2 separate regions of the Homo sapiens genome follow, and region 2 is linked to region 1. A link is a contact called in ENCODE Hi-C or POLR2A ChIA-PET data. All regions are on one chromosome and are shown on one strand. The core of a region is the stretch at or near the end of the contact, and the rest is flanking DNA. Distances in the headings are between cores, read along the strand shown. Region 1 has its middle 22 kb from the start of PCNX1. Region 2 overlaps PCNX1 (pecanex 1).

The links. A loop is a pair of places that touch in the nucleus more often than their neighbours do. ChIA-PET counts read pairs that join two places held with the same protein, here RNA polymerase II (POLR2A). Pooled maps may share reads with other maps.
Region 2: a pooled map shows a loop between it and region 1 (3-fold over the local background). The contact joins two enhancer-like sites. A Hi-C loop is called at or near these places in 5 of 50 pooled maps. POLR2A ChIA-PET finds 5 or more read pairs at or near these places in 4 of 52 experiments (CD4-positive, alpha-beta memory T cell, HEK293, activated CD4-positive, alpha-beta T cell and 1 more).

What each region holds. Positions count from the first base shown.
Region 1 is chr14:70,882,443-70,889,280 of GRCh38, forward strand. No RefSeq gene overlaps it. Among named protein-coding and RNA genes, the nearest start is that of PCNX1, 22 kb to the right of the region's middle. RefSeq lists an enhancer at 4,862-5,171. Within about 2 kb of position 4,074, at least 12 of the 41 ENCODE cell types and tissues checked have a DNase peak (open chromatin) inside an H3K27ac peak, as active enhancers do.
Region 2 is chr14:70,994,425-71,000,964 of GRCh38, forward strand. PCNX1 (pecanex 1) reads left to right here. Exons shown (of 36, transcript NM_014982.3): 8 at 1,317-1,501. Among named protein-coding and RNA genes, the nearest start is that of PCNX1, 90 kb to the left of the region's middle. Within about 2 kb of position 4,892, at least 3 of the 41 ENCODE cell types and tissues checked have a DNase peak (open chromatin) inside an H3K27ac peak, as active enhancers do.

The DNA of each region.
Region 1 (6,838 bases), core at 2,824-5,323:
AAGTAACGGCTGGAAAGTCACAGCTAGAACTCAAAGTGAGAATTCCCACCCAAGAAATCTAACTCCAGATTCTACACTCCTAATCTCCGCTATGTTGCTTTCCTGAAATGAGGAAAGAATAAGAAAGGAGAAAATTAGTGACAGGAAAGAGAGAGCTGAATAAGAGGGGACAAAGAAAGGAGGAAGGAAATCAAGCAGTTTCTACACTCTGGAAAATAACGGAGCAGAATTAACAGAAGAGAACTACTTTCCTCAATGCTCATTCTACTGTTAAAAAAAAAATAAGCCAGGCAGTGCAGCACACGCCTATAATCCCAGTGACTAAGGAGGCTGATGTAGGAGGATTGCTTGAGCCCAGGAGTTTGAAGCTAACCTGGGCAACAGAGCAAGACCTTGTCTCTAAAAAAAATTTTTTTTAAGTAGCTGCATTGTCTTGTTTTTCTAACTTTGTACAGTGCTTAGAGTAACACTATCTAAACAGCATGTGTTCCATAAACCCTGTTGACTAACCGCTGGATTTGCACAAGAAACACCGGAAGACTCTTAGGCAAGAGATATATTGTAAGATCCGTGACAATGAGATCTCTTGGATGACATGTTTTTCATTGTTTACTGCGTGTCTAAAATGAGAAGGTCCTAAGAGCCAACCTTTCATTGGAGTGGCCCCCATAAAACTGTCTGCTGTGTAAGGGGTGTTGGAGTGACTCTCCATCACAGGTTCTACTGCAGCTCTAGGGTGGGTCCTGAGTGATGTGAACCCCACCCCCATCCCCGTTGCTAGTGAATGGGTCTGGGGTAGGCAGGCCAAGGCCAATTGGGACCAATGAGTCATAAAGAGTTTTCTAAACACTTCCGGAAAATATGCTTTCTTACCCTTAAGAAAGAGTCACAGGAAGTTAGTAGGAGGTGAAAAGGGAAGCAATTAACCCAGCAACTACTGGAAGCCTTCCAAAACCCAGGGATCTTTCCCCAGAATGAAGTCAGCATTGGGGATAGCACAGCAGAGAGATGCAAAGAGCCACTGGATCCACCAGTCCTGAATCCTACCCAGCCTTTGACATCCTGCATTGGAGCCAATACATTTCTTTATGATAAAAGCTAGTTTGAGGTTGAGTCAGGATTTCTGTCCCATATTTTAAAGTATCCTACTGATGCAGCCTGGTAAACATAAAACATGGTAAACACATGTGGCCTGATTTTATTGGCAGCATGGTTAACTGGTTCAAGCTATGGTTCAAGCTATTCTTTCCCTTCTGTGATTATGACCATACGCTCTCATGAAAGGTGAAGCCTTTCTCCTGCCATGGCTACCTGGCTAAAAAAGCTCAGCCAGAGTCTCAATTCCTATAACCTCCTTCCCATCCATCCATTCATCCATCCATCTATCCATCCATCCATCCATCCATCCATCCATCCATCCAGCTGATGGATTAATAAATTTATATCAAGCACTTACTCTGAGCAAGGCATTTTGCTAGGCACTGTAAGGCCATCAAAAAGGAAAAAATAGGCCGGGCGCGGTGGCTCACGCTTATAATCCCACCACTTTGGGAGGCCGAGGTGGGTGGATCACCTGAGGTCAGGAGCTCGAGACAAGCCTGACCAATATGGTGAAACCCCGTCTCTACTAAAAATACAAAAATTAGCTGGGCTTGGTGCCGTGCACCTGTAGTCCCAGCTATTCGGGAGGCTGGGGCAGGAGAATTGCTTGAACCCAGGAGGCAGTGAGCCGAGATTGTGCCACTGCACTCCAGCCTGGCGACAGAGTGACACTCTGTCTCAAAAAAGAAAAAAGAAAAAAAAAATCAGATGCTCTCTGTTCTCAGAGACCTTATAGTGTAAAAGGGGAGAAAAAATATGTATACAATTAACTACGGCAAAATGTAGAAAACTGTTAGGTGTCACTAGATACAGTGCCACAGTAGATCAATGAAAGGAAGAGACCATTTCCAGCTGGGAAGGTTAGGGCCATTTTTTGTAAAGAAGATGGATTTTATGCTAGATCTTGGATGATCCTGAACTAGCACAGAGGAAATGAGCATTCCTGGCAGAGAAGAGCAGGAGAAAAGGCCGAGCAGAAAATCACAGAGAAAGGATGGGAAACAATTGGCTGGAAAATAAGGTTGGAACTTGAAAGGGTCAGTGAGGCCAGATAGTAATAGGATATAATTCCAGGTCGAGATCTTAGTCTGTGGGCAGTAGGTTGGGTTTTGAGTCAGGTATGAGCTGAGCAATAGAATGTGGTTTTGAAAGAAAGGAAGAGTATTCAAGACAGAGCACAGCAGGAGCAGATAGAAGAACCCAGGTGGCTGGTTTCTCTGACACAGGCAGGAAACATTCTTCTGCAATGGTGAGCCAGGCTGGATGATAGGGGAGACTCTACTTATGAGGCAGGAGGGTCTAGAATGAGGGACAGTTACCCAGAGTCTGGGAGCATCAAGCCACTCCTTCATGAGTCAGGCCCAGCAAGCTTGCTTATGAGCAGTGAGATTAGAAAACCCACGGGCAGAACCATGTGGACCGACAAGAAATAGGTGAGCGCCATATGTTTCCAGGGGCCAGACAGGTGAGCATCTGAGCAAAGACAGAAGCCAAAGCGGTGCAAACCTGGAAGGACAGGAGCAAGGCAGCTCAGGAGCTGACTGGGCAGTAGTATCGAAGGCCCAGATACAGTGTCCAGGCAAAGGGCCAAGAGCCCAGTCAAGGATGACAGCTGTATTGCGGAGATAAAGCGAAGAAAGCACAGGTTTCAGAGTCAAACAGACTCAGGTTTGAATCCAAGACTATCTTATCTGCTGTGTAAACTTGGGCAAGCCACTTAACCTCTCTGAGGCTTCTGTTTCCTTGGCTAAAAAGGAACATAATAATGTCTACCTCAAAGAGTTGTTATAAGGAGTATAAATAATATATGAAGAGTGCCTGGCACTTGGAGCACTCAATAAATGAGAGCTATTGTTATTATCAATATCACCCTCATTATTTATATTGAACTATAGAGATTGCTGTGGCTCAGGCTGAGAAATAAAGCAAGTGAGAGGAGTCTTTGCCAAGAACAGAGAAACCACCAGGAGGGGGAACGGGCCTCTGCAGAATTGATCACAAAAGCTCTCTGGCTTATGTATTACTCATTTGTCACTGTTGATTTATACATTCATTCTTATACTCAGTAATGCCAACACCATTGTCACCATTGCCATCATTCCCTCCAACAAAAATAAGAAGAACCTTAGATTTCTGTTAAAACAGTTCAACAGGCTGTGTTTTGCCCCTGGCACATCTCTTCATCTTTTCTGTGGATTGAGCTGCCATTGGTATTCAGGGATACCACCTGCCCCGAGTTGCTGACAACCATCTCCATGGTTTCTGGCCAGATCTCATTAGCTAAGTGAGGTCAAGCCCAGTGAGGTTAAATACCGACAAGGGAGAGGGTCGGGGGATACACAGATGGTTACAGGCATTGGGATGGAATGGCATGGCTGACCCAGCCTTGTGTTAGGTAGAAAACCAAGGTCACAACCTTTTGCAGTCTCTGAGGAGCTGCGTGACAACATATTTAATCAGAGGATGCCAGCCACAGTGATCCTGCAAGTTTCCAACTGATACAGTTTACCTGCTCCCTCTACATTCAATTGATGCTATTACTGCCCAATCCAATAATAAGCAACAATTTATTAAGCCCTTACTGTTTGCCAGGCTAACGACAGGCCAAAATGCAGGGCTAAAGCACTTTACATACTGTCCCATTTAATCCTCACCACAACTCTATAAAGTCAGTACTATTACCTGCTCCATTTTACCGATTAATAGAAGTTCAGAGAGGTTAAGTAACTTGTCTAAGTCCGCATAGCTAGTAAAACTGTAGAGCCAGCTTGGGAACATGGGTTTTGCTGATTCCAGATCTCCAGCTCTGCATTAAAATGCTAACTGGTGCTTCTCACACTTTAATGTGTATATAAGTCACCAGGCGATTTGTTAAAATGAAGGTTTTGATTCAGTAGATCCAGATGGGACCTGAGATGCTGCATTTCTTAGGCCACATGTATGCTGTCGGGCCGTGGGTTATAATTTGAATCACAAGAGACTTGTCTGATAGATTTGGTTCACAGTGGTTGGCAGGTTTCTCTTTGAAGGAGGTTGGGTTTTGGTCTTAGGGTTAGGCTAAGAGGCTTTAAAACCATTCAGGAAGTGTGGATTTTAGTTCTATGCTGCATACTAAATCATCATAAATTTATCCCCTTAAAACAACTCCCCATTCATTACTTTACAGGTTTTCCCCCAGAACTGGGAAGGGTGTGACTCCACTGATCTCCTCACAGGGCTAAATCAAGATGTCAGCTGGGCAGTGTTCTTATCTGGAGCTCAAGGGCCTTGTGGAAGCTCATTCTGGTTGTCACAGATTCAGTTTCTTGCGGTTGGGGGACTGAGGTCCCTGTTTCCTGGCTGGCTGTCAGCTGGGGGCCACTCTCAGTTCCTAGAAACTGCCGCATTTCTTACCACTTGGTCCTTTTATCTTCATAGTCAGCAATAGAGAATCTCCCCTTTGTTGAATTCTTCTCATGCTTCAAACCTCTTTGATTTTTTTCTGTCTTTGACCTCCAGACTCAGAGTTAAAGGGCTCGTGCTATTAGATCAAGCCCACCCAGACAATCTCCCTATCTTGGGACCTTAATTACATCTGCAAAATCCCTTCACAGCAGAATCTAGGTTGCTGTTTGATTGAGTAAGTGGGAGAAGGCTCACAGATCCCAGAGGCAGGAAACCTTAGGGGCTTAGAATTCTGCCTACCACAAAGTGTTTTGGTTTTCCTGGATGAGCTGCATTGTTGATTGATCAATGTTTTTAGAGTCATCGAAATTGAGACTATATAAGCTTTCTCATTTCTGCTTTCATTTCTACTCTCTTGCTGTAAGCCTCTCCTTTGGTATGAAATTACCAACAATGATTTCAAAATAAAAATGGACTGTCAACTTCCAGCAAATTGAGCTTAGCCCTTTTTCTCATTTATTGTATAAACTGAAAGTGTAAAACAGGAATTGATACATAGATCATTTGGGGTTTTTCACTGACTCATTAGCAATGTCCAGGAATAAGTCTCCAGATGCAGAGATGTTTATAGAAGGCAGTACTTCTTACTCAAGGAACTCTAAGTGCTCACGGATGATGTGAGCCAACAGACAGTGCCTGCACTTTGAAGAAGGAGGGTTTGTGATATCTTGACGTCAAAGATCTGACTGAAATCTTTGGAATCAAGCCCATCTTTTCTGATTTCTAGCCTATTTTCCTTCCAATGGCACTGTCCTAAGGTTGTACAGCTTAGAAAATGTTAACCCAGTATTGTTTTCTTTACTTGCATGTGAGAGAAGAGAAGTCAAAGTCAAAAGCAGGCAGCTGGAAACCTCCAGGGGAAGGGATTCCCAGGGGTCCTTTATATTCCTTTCTCCCCAAGCAAAGCAGAGAGAGAAGCAGCACACATACCCTGTGGATTCTGGGTTTGGAAAGCATAGTTGTGTTGTTCATCTGGGCTGCTATAACAAAATACTATACACTGAATGGCTCATAAACCACAGAAATGTATTTCTCACAGTTCTGGTGGCTTGGAAGTCCAAAATCAAGGTGCCAGCAGATTTTGTGTCTGGTGAGAGCCTGTTACCTGGTTCATAGATGGCTGTCTTCACATGGCAGAAGGGACAAAGGACCTCTCTGGGATCTCTTTTAAAAGGGTGCTAATCCCATACATGAGGGCTACATCTCATCGCCTCCCAAAAGTCTCACCTCCAAATACCATCATGAGGAGAATTAGGTTTCAACATATAAATCTGGGGAGGACAGACATTCAGTCTATTGCAGGGGCCAACAACAGCCCCTCATCAAGAGGTGGCGCTACGGAGGACAATATAGCTGGCCCTCCATATCCACAGGTTCTGTATATACAGACTCAACCAACTGAGGGTGAAAAACACTAAAAAAATAATAATAATACACAATAAAAATAAAAATAATACAGTGTAACACATATTTACATAGCATTTACATTGTATTAGATATTATAAGTAATCTAAAGATGATTTAAACTATGGGAGGATGTGCATAGGTTACATACAAGTACTACATCATTTTATATTAGGGACTTAAGCATCCCCCAGATTTTGGTATCCTGGAGTCCTGGAAGCAATTTCTCCCCACCCCCCACAACTAGGGATGAAGGATGACTGTACTAATGATTCTGTTTCTTTGCAATTCTCCTTAGTACCTCCAAAGCTCTAGCAAGATCATCACACAGGAAACAACATCATTTTCTTAGCCCACTCACAGCACAGAGAACAATGAAGTAATGGCTGTAGACAAATCCAAGTGTCTGTTGCAACCTCAGGGTGAGGAGAGAAAATTGGTAGTGGTGTTGCTTCCTTTAGAGCTTAAAAGGCACAGCTGAGGTGACTACCCTTCACTCCATTTTTGCTAGCATATAATAAGCTCTGCTTTGCATTTTTGCTCCCATGGCATCATTTTTGAAATATGAATCATAAAAGCAGTGCATTTCTGCTATGCCTGCTGAGACTTGCTTTATCACCCTCCTATTTCAGCGTTAATAAAATGATGCTGTCATTCCAGCTGGGAGGTATTTTGATTTTTCCAGACAGAGAGCTGGCTGATCACATTGTGAGTGTGTGTGTGTGTGCATACTTGTGTGCATGTGCCTCCCTTCTGGGGCTGAGAAGGAAATTGTCTTACCTTAATAATAGATAAATGTATTTTGATGGTAGCTGATTACTAAGTTGAGACTTTCTGTAAAATCTTCTAGCATCATGGTAATTTACTAACAGACAAAGAAAATCCCTCA
Region 2 (6,540 bases), core at 3,642-6,141, 110 kb after region 1:
ATATATGTATGTATGTATGTTTCAACATAGCCTTTTATTTCATGGTCATTCTGCAATACATGAGTTTGTTTTATGTGTACTAGAGAAACAATTACATTGAATTCAAAGGATTAGAGAGATGTTGATACTCATGAAAAATGATAAAGTAACTGAATAAGGCCATTCTAAGTAGGATTCTTTTATTCATTCTAGAGGTCTAATAATTTTAGTTGCAGACTCTGGGATTGTTAAAGGTAAACTTCAATCGACAGATTGCAGAGTTGCATTGAACATCATGTAGAGAATAATAATTATACTCAAAACATTTTTTCATGAGTTTTGTCAGTTTAAATTTGACTAAATATTATACTGAGAACATTAAAATTCATAGTATCATAAAAATATGAAAGTATAAAATAAGTTAATATAGTCTCTTAATTTGGATAATTTGTATTAAAATTTCTAATAAATAATTTTAATCTCAAAATACCAAGTATTTAAAAATTGTATCAAACTTAGGCCTAATATCCTTTGAGAAATTACTAGTTTCCCAATTATTTTAAAGATTTTCTAAAATGATGGATCCATGTAAATGAGACTGGAATATGGTTTGGAAGAAGAAATAACAAAATTTGTTATGGGAACGTAACTAATACTTGTATATAAAGCACGTGGCCTTATTTCAGAAAGATGTAAGCTTTTTATAGATAACACTTTATATTAAGTCTACCTCTGACTATATTCCATGGCAATTTGTATTTCATTGGTTGAGTCAGTTATTCTGGTTTTCTTGCTAGTTTGTGATTCTTTTTGATTCAAGATTGTTATTTTGGTTGCATTTGATAAGATTATTTGGTTTTCAAGTGCATATAAACTTGTTTTATTGTGAGTTTGAGATCTCAGAATATTTGAAAGAACAATTCTAGAGTTATTACAAGGCTATAAATGAAAGTGCATATTTAACTGAAACATAGGGCTTATCTGTTGGGGCCAGCTGCAGCACACATATATTGAATGTACTTATGATTCTTTTTTGCTGCTTTCTTTTTCCTCACACTAGAATTTAGTTGGCTTGAGGTGGAAAAAAGTCGCAGATTGACCAATTTACATGTACATTTAATGTTGACTGCATTTGTCTCTTCAAATCAAATTTGTAAGGACCAGAAGATTTAAGTTGGCAATGTAATCTGTATATTTTGCAAAGTTTGTTGGCGCTTTCTTAGGTTATGTTGAAAAAAAGTGCCTTTTTGAAATCAGTTTTCTATGTTGACTTCATTCTAGGTATTGTTTTCTCTTTTCTTCCCTGTAATGTCTCCCCAATCCATGTTTTTTCCTAGCCTTCAAGATGGTCAGCAAGGCCAGCAGTCCACAGCCCAGGTCAAAGTCCAGTCCCGCCCCCCTTCCCAGGCTGCAGTGCTCAGTGCTAGTGCCTCCTTGCTGGTGAGAAATGGGAGTGTCCACTTAGAAGCATCACATGACAATGCATCTGCTGTAGGCGGTAGCAGTTTGCACGATGAACTTGGTATGCAGGCCTTATGTAATCTTGATGATACAAAAACTTTAATGCAGCAGATGATGGGTAACAATTGCAGTTCTTTTTTGAGATAGTTTCATTTTGGAACTATGCATAGGAGCACTTTTTACATAGGATTTACCCTATGTGTTAGGAAAATGTGACTTTTTGCTTTTTCCTTTTCTGTTTCTCTCTACTCTTATTCTGCATTTTCTTTTGGTCATGTCCATTTTTAATAGGTAGTTAAAGTGTTAATATATGTTCACACTCAATTCTGTTTTTCCCAGGCATTTGTACCATGTAGGAGAAAACGTTGACTTTTTTAAAAAAAAAGTTTCTTACTAAACTTTAATTTCTTTGAATATTTTGAATGTGCTTTAGGAAAGGGAAAAGTGCTTTCTAATTGTCTGCCACTATAGAATCTTTCTTTAAGATATTCTATATTTCACACTATGTTCGTCATCTGTAGTAGGTTTTATTTTAATTCAAAATACAGTACTCTAAGGACATCATGGCTCCGTACTAATGTCACATAATAACTTTATAAAGTTTATTTCTTGTTCTTGTCAATATATCTATAAACATATAAATTATTGAATAATTAATTCTCAGAAGTGTGATATCATTAAACATCAGTGATACATACCTACTCAGATATCTGTCTTATGCATTATTTAAGGGTGATACTTTATGTTACTTTGGTTTCTGTGTCTCTGTATAATCTAGCTGTCTTGTTCTCAGAATGCAGGTTAGTAATGGTTTAAGTAAATATAATGAAGAAAATCTAGTTATTCAGAAATAATTCACTTGAAAGCATTTACTCATTGTGATTTTGTTTATTCATGTTATAATTGCTTTTTACTTATAAACATGATAATCCAGTTACTGTTTCAACTGGAAGGATATGAGGTATAAGTTGCCCAAATTAGGATTTAATAAAATTTTATATGCTACCTATTCATTGACTCTTTTTTCTATTTTGTAAAAATGCTGAGTTGTAGAGAGGTATTAAGTACGTATGCATATCGATGAAAAGTGTCATGTTCAGATCTCACAGACACTTGAAAATGGTAATCTAAGATATTTATAACATTAGAATGTATGGTGATTTCTAAATAAAATGAGAAAGCAATAAAACATTTTAAATTTGGAATGCTTTTGCTTTTGAGTTTGTAATTTGTAGAGGCAAGAATATTTATAAGGAGGCTGCTTGAGGGAGAATGAGGTAGACTCCAGTTTAGCTACTTGTTTTAGTTGTAAGCAATACTTCTTCAGTTGTAAATATATTCAGTTATGTAATAACTTTATATTGCTATTTCTCTTTGCTCAACCCAAAGGATTTTTGTGAATCTGCAGATATAAAATTACAGTTACCATCTCATTGTTCATTGGCTTTATAGTAGTAGATCAGCTAAAATAAAAGGCTTCATTTTAATCCCTTTCAGAGTTTTAGACTTAGATCAAGCATAAAATGAAACAGTAGATGATTGTCCTCCATAAGAATTCTTAGTTTGCTCAAAAAATTTGTTAAGCAAGCTTTAATGATAAAGTCTCATTCTAAATCCACATGCCAATTATTGAAAATACTTACATATGAACTGCCTTTCCAGTTCTGAAGATTGAAAAAACCTCTTCTGATTGGAGACGACTTTAGCATCTGTTGGTGGATATTCAGGATATTCTCTTGTAATTTGGATTTTATCTTTTCTGTTAACTGCCACCTTAAACTAGGTCTCGCTCTATCGTATTTGAATGGTGCCAAATTGAATACTTAGTAATAATTAGCACAAAACAATCAATGGAGTGTATACCTGTTCCAATGCCTATAAAGTTGGCCAAAAAAGATTCTGAAAATGAACTGCAACTGAACTTAAAGGAATTGGTAGAGAAGCTAGAATAGTTTTGTTGTGTGGTTTAATTTTCTACTTGATTTTAATTAGCAGTGAATTATGTGAATGAAAATACGTGAATGAATTTGGGTACTTTATACTCAAATATATTAAAGTTAGCTATGATATTCCCTAAAAGTGGAGTATTTACACAGGATTGCTTCCTTCCAAATTTAGCTTCCTCTATTAAAAATTTTTAACCAGTTTTTACATGTGAAGGTATATGCATATGCATAATTTGTTTATATAAAGCATACATACACACATACATGTTTGAGTGCATATGTTTGTGTATGTACATGTACGTATGCTGTTTTGCATTAAAAAAAAACTCTGAATCAGACATTGTTTAATTCTAAGCCTAGATAGTTTTCCTAAACTGTGTTTTCTACATCTTTATTTTGTGGTGTCACAATAGGTAACCATATTCATTTCCTATACTAAACCCCGAGAATCCTTATTTCTCTGGCATTTTAAGGTTACCAGAGAACATCAGACATCATGGAAAAATTCACTAAAAATAGTATTATGAGGATTTTATTAGTAGCTTATTAAACAGAGGAAAAAGTACTTGTATCATCTGTATTCAGCAAGCAAAATTGTTAATCATGATTAATTTTAGAATTTGAATTATAAGTGGCTTAATTTAAAAGGAAAAACTTAGGCTGGGCTCGGTGGCTCATGCCTGTACTCCCAGTACTTTGGGAGGCCAAGACGGGCAGATCACTTGAGGTCAGTAGTTCTAGAGCAGCCTGGCCAAAATGGTGAATCCCCATCTCTACTAAAAATACAAAAAATAGCCTGGCATGGTGGCACGTGCCTGTAATCCCAGTTACTCAAAAGGCTAAGTCACAAGAATTGCTTGAATCTGGGAGGCGGAGGTTGCAGTGAACCAAGATTGCGCCGCTGTACTCCAGCCTGGGTGACAGAGTGAGACCCTATCTCAAAAAAAAAAAAAAAAAAAAAAGAAAAACTGACATAGTTTTCTTTCCTATTTATAGCTTTCATTTCCATGTGTACCTAATTAAAAAGAAATTGGGTTCAAATGACTTAAGTGTTGGATGAGTTTTGGAAGTTAATATCTTTGGAAATGATATTTCTATCAGAATTTCTCAAATTCTTCAATGTAATATGTTGCTCTTTATTTTAAAGACCACATATTAAGGGTTAATTTTCTTCTGATTGGTCTTTTGTTGGAATTGCTATTTGTTGTTGATTTTATACTGTTTTCTGAATTAAACTACAAAAATTCTAAATAAAACAAGCTGTGACTTAGTAATGCCCAGATTAAGTCACACAAGAGACTGAATCAGGTAGCCTTAAAGTTCTGTTTTATATCTGCTAATCTTTTCTATAGAATTTGGCACTTCTCAGTTACTAATCCTAGTTTTCTCTTATAAATTAAGACTAATAAGTTGATGCAGTGATGAAACTTGCCATTATAGCTGGTAGTTACACTCTTAATTTGTAACACAACATCTCAAACAAAATGTTCTAGATGAGATCAGATAGAACAGGAAACATTGCCTGTGGTTTTTTCTGTGTATGAAATTAGTGGTTGGGGTGAGGAAATGCTTTGAAAGTGTATATGAAGCTATTATTTTGTCTTTATGTGAAAAATTTAAAAATTACTGTTACAATGTTGACAAGAAATGAGGACAAGAGTTCTATATTTATCAAGACGTAATTACAAAGCATGTATATATCATGAGTAGTATTTCTCTGATTAAGACTTTCTTAATGTATCTGATTTTTAAAAAGTGATGCTTGAATTGATTTTCCTTAGGTTTTCTTTTGTTTTATTACTGTGTAAGGATTGACAAAGGAGGTATTCTTTGAGGTAATCTGCTTTATTCTAGAGCTTGTTAACTTGAAAATGTAGTTGGCTGTAGGAGAATTATTGAAGGAAACCTGGCAACATTGCTCTTCCTATTAAGCAGTTCATAGCAGAAATATAATTTGGAAGCTTTTAGATTTTCTACTTTAAAAAGCAGAGACTCAGGTGATCAACAGTACTTTTAGTGACTTTTATTAGAGTTAGTCTTGGTGTTTTAAAAAAGATTGTATATACTACTCTAGCATTTTGGGCTATTAGTACTTGTCCTTGTTACTATTAACACAGAGTCAGAGGACTGTAAGGGATCTTAGAGTTAATATGTCAGTTCCTTATGTTATGGTAGATTATTTTCATTCATCTGAACAAAAAAGTTACATCCTTTTGCAGCAACCTTGATTTTGTCCTTTATTATTGTTTTGAGTACAAAAAAATAATAAATTCTATTCTTTGATCATTTTTGGGGGGTGAGGGGCAACAAAGTATATATAAATGAAAGTAAAATGTTTATTTTTATCAAAACAATAAAAATACTTCATTATATTTCAAAAGAAGAAGTATTAAGAGGTTTAAGGGCTATATTCTACTTCGTTTTGGTAAAAGTAGAATGTGCTTTTCCCATCCTTACAACAGAAATACAAGTTGACAAATACTGGAAAATACCATGAAGAAAATTAAGTCATCTACAATCTCATCACTAAGAGATATCCACTATTAGTATGTTGTAATTTATTCCTTCCAGTCTTTTAAAATGTACATGTGTATATGCACTTAAAAAAATAGAGTTAGGATCATGTCGTGACTTTTGTGCTACTGTTTGAGTTTTGTATCTTGCTTTTTTCACTTAGCAGTCTGAACATTTACTCATGTTATTAGCTGTCCCTTGATTTTTTTTTTTTTTTTTTTTGACGGAGTCTCACTTTGTCGCCCAGGCTGGAGTGCAGTGGTGCAATCTTGGCTCACTGCAACCTCCGCCTCCTGGGTTCAAGCGATTTTGCTGCCTTAGCCTCCCGAGTAGCTGGGATTATAGGCATGTGCCACCATGCCTGGCTAATTTTGTATTTTTAGTAGAGATGGGGTTTTGCCATGTTGGCCAGGCTGGTCTCGAGCTCCTGACCTCAGGTGATCCACCCACCTCGGCCTCCCAAAGTGCTGGGATTATAGGCATGAGCCACCATGCCCGGCCTCTTTGATTTGTTTTTAAGTGGCTGCATAATGTTTTGTCACTTAGATGTATGTGAAAGGCAGTACAATATAGTGGACTCTGGAGCCAAACTTCTTGGCTTCAAATCTTTGCTCTACCAGTTATTAACTATGCGATCTTG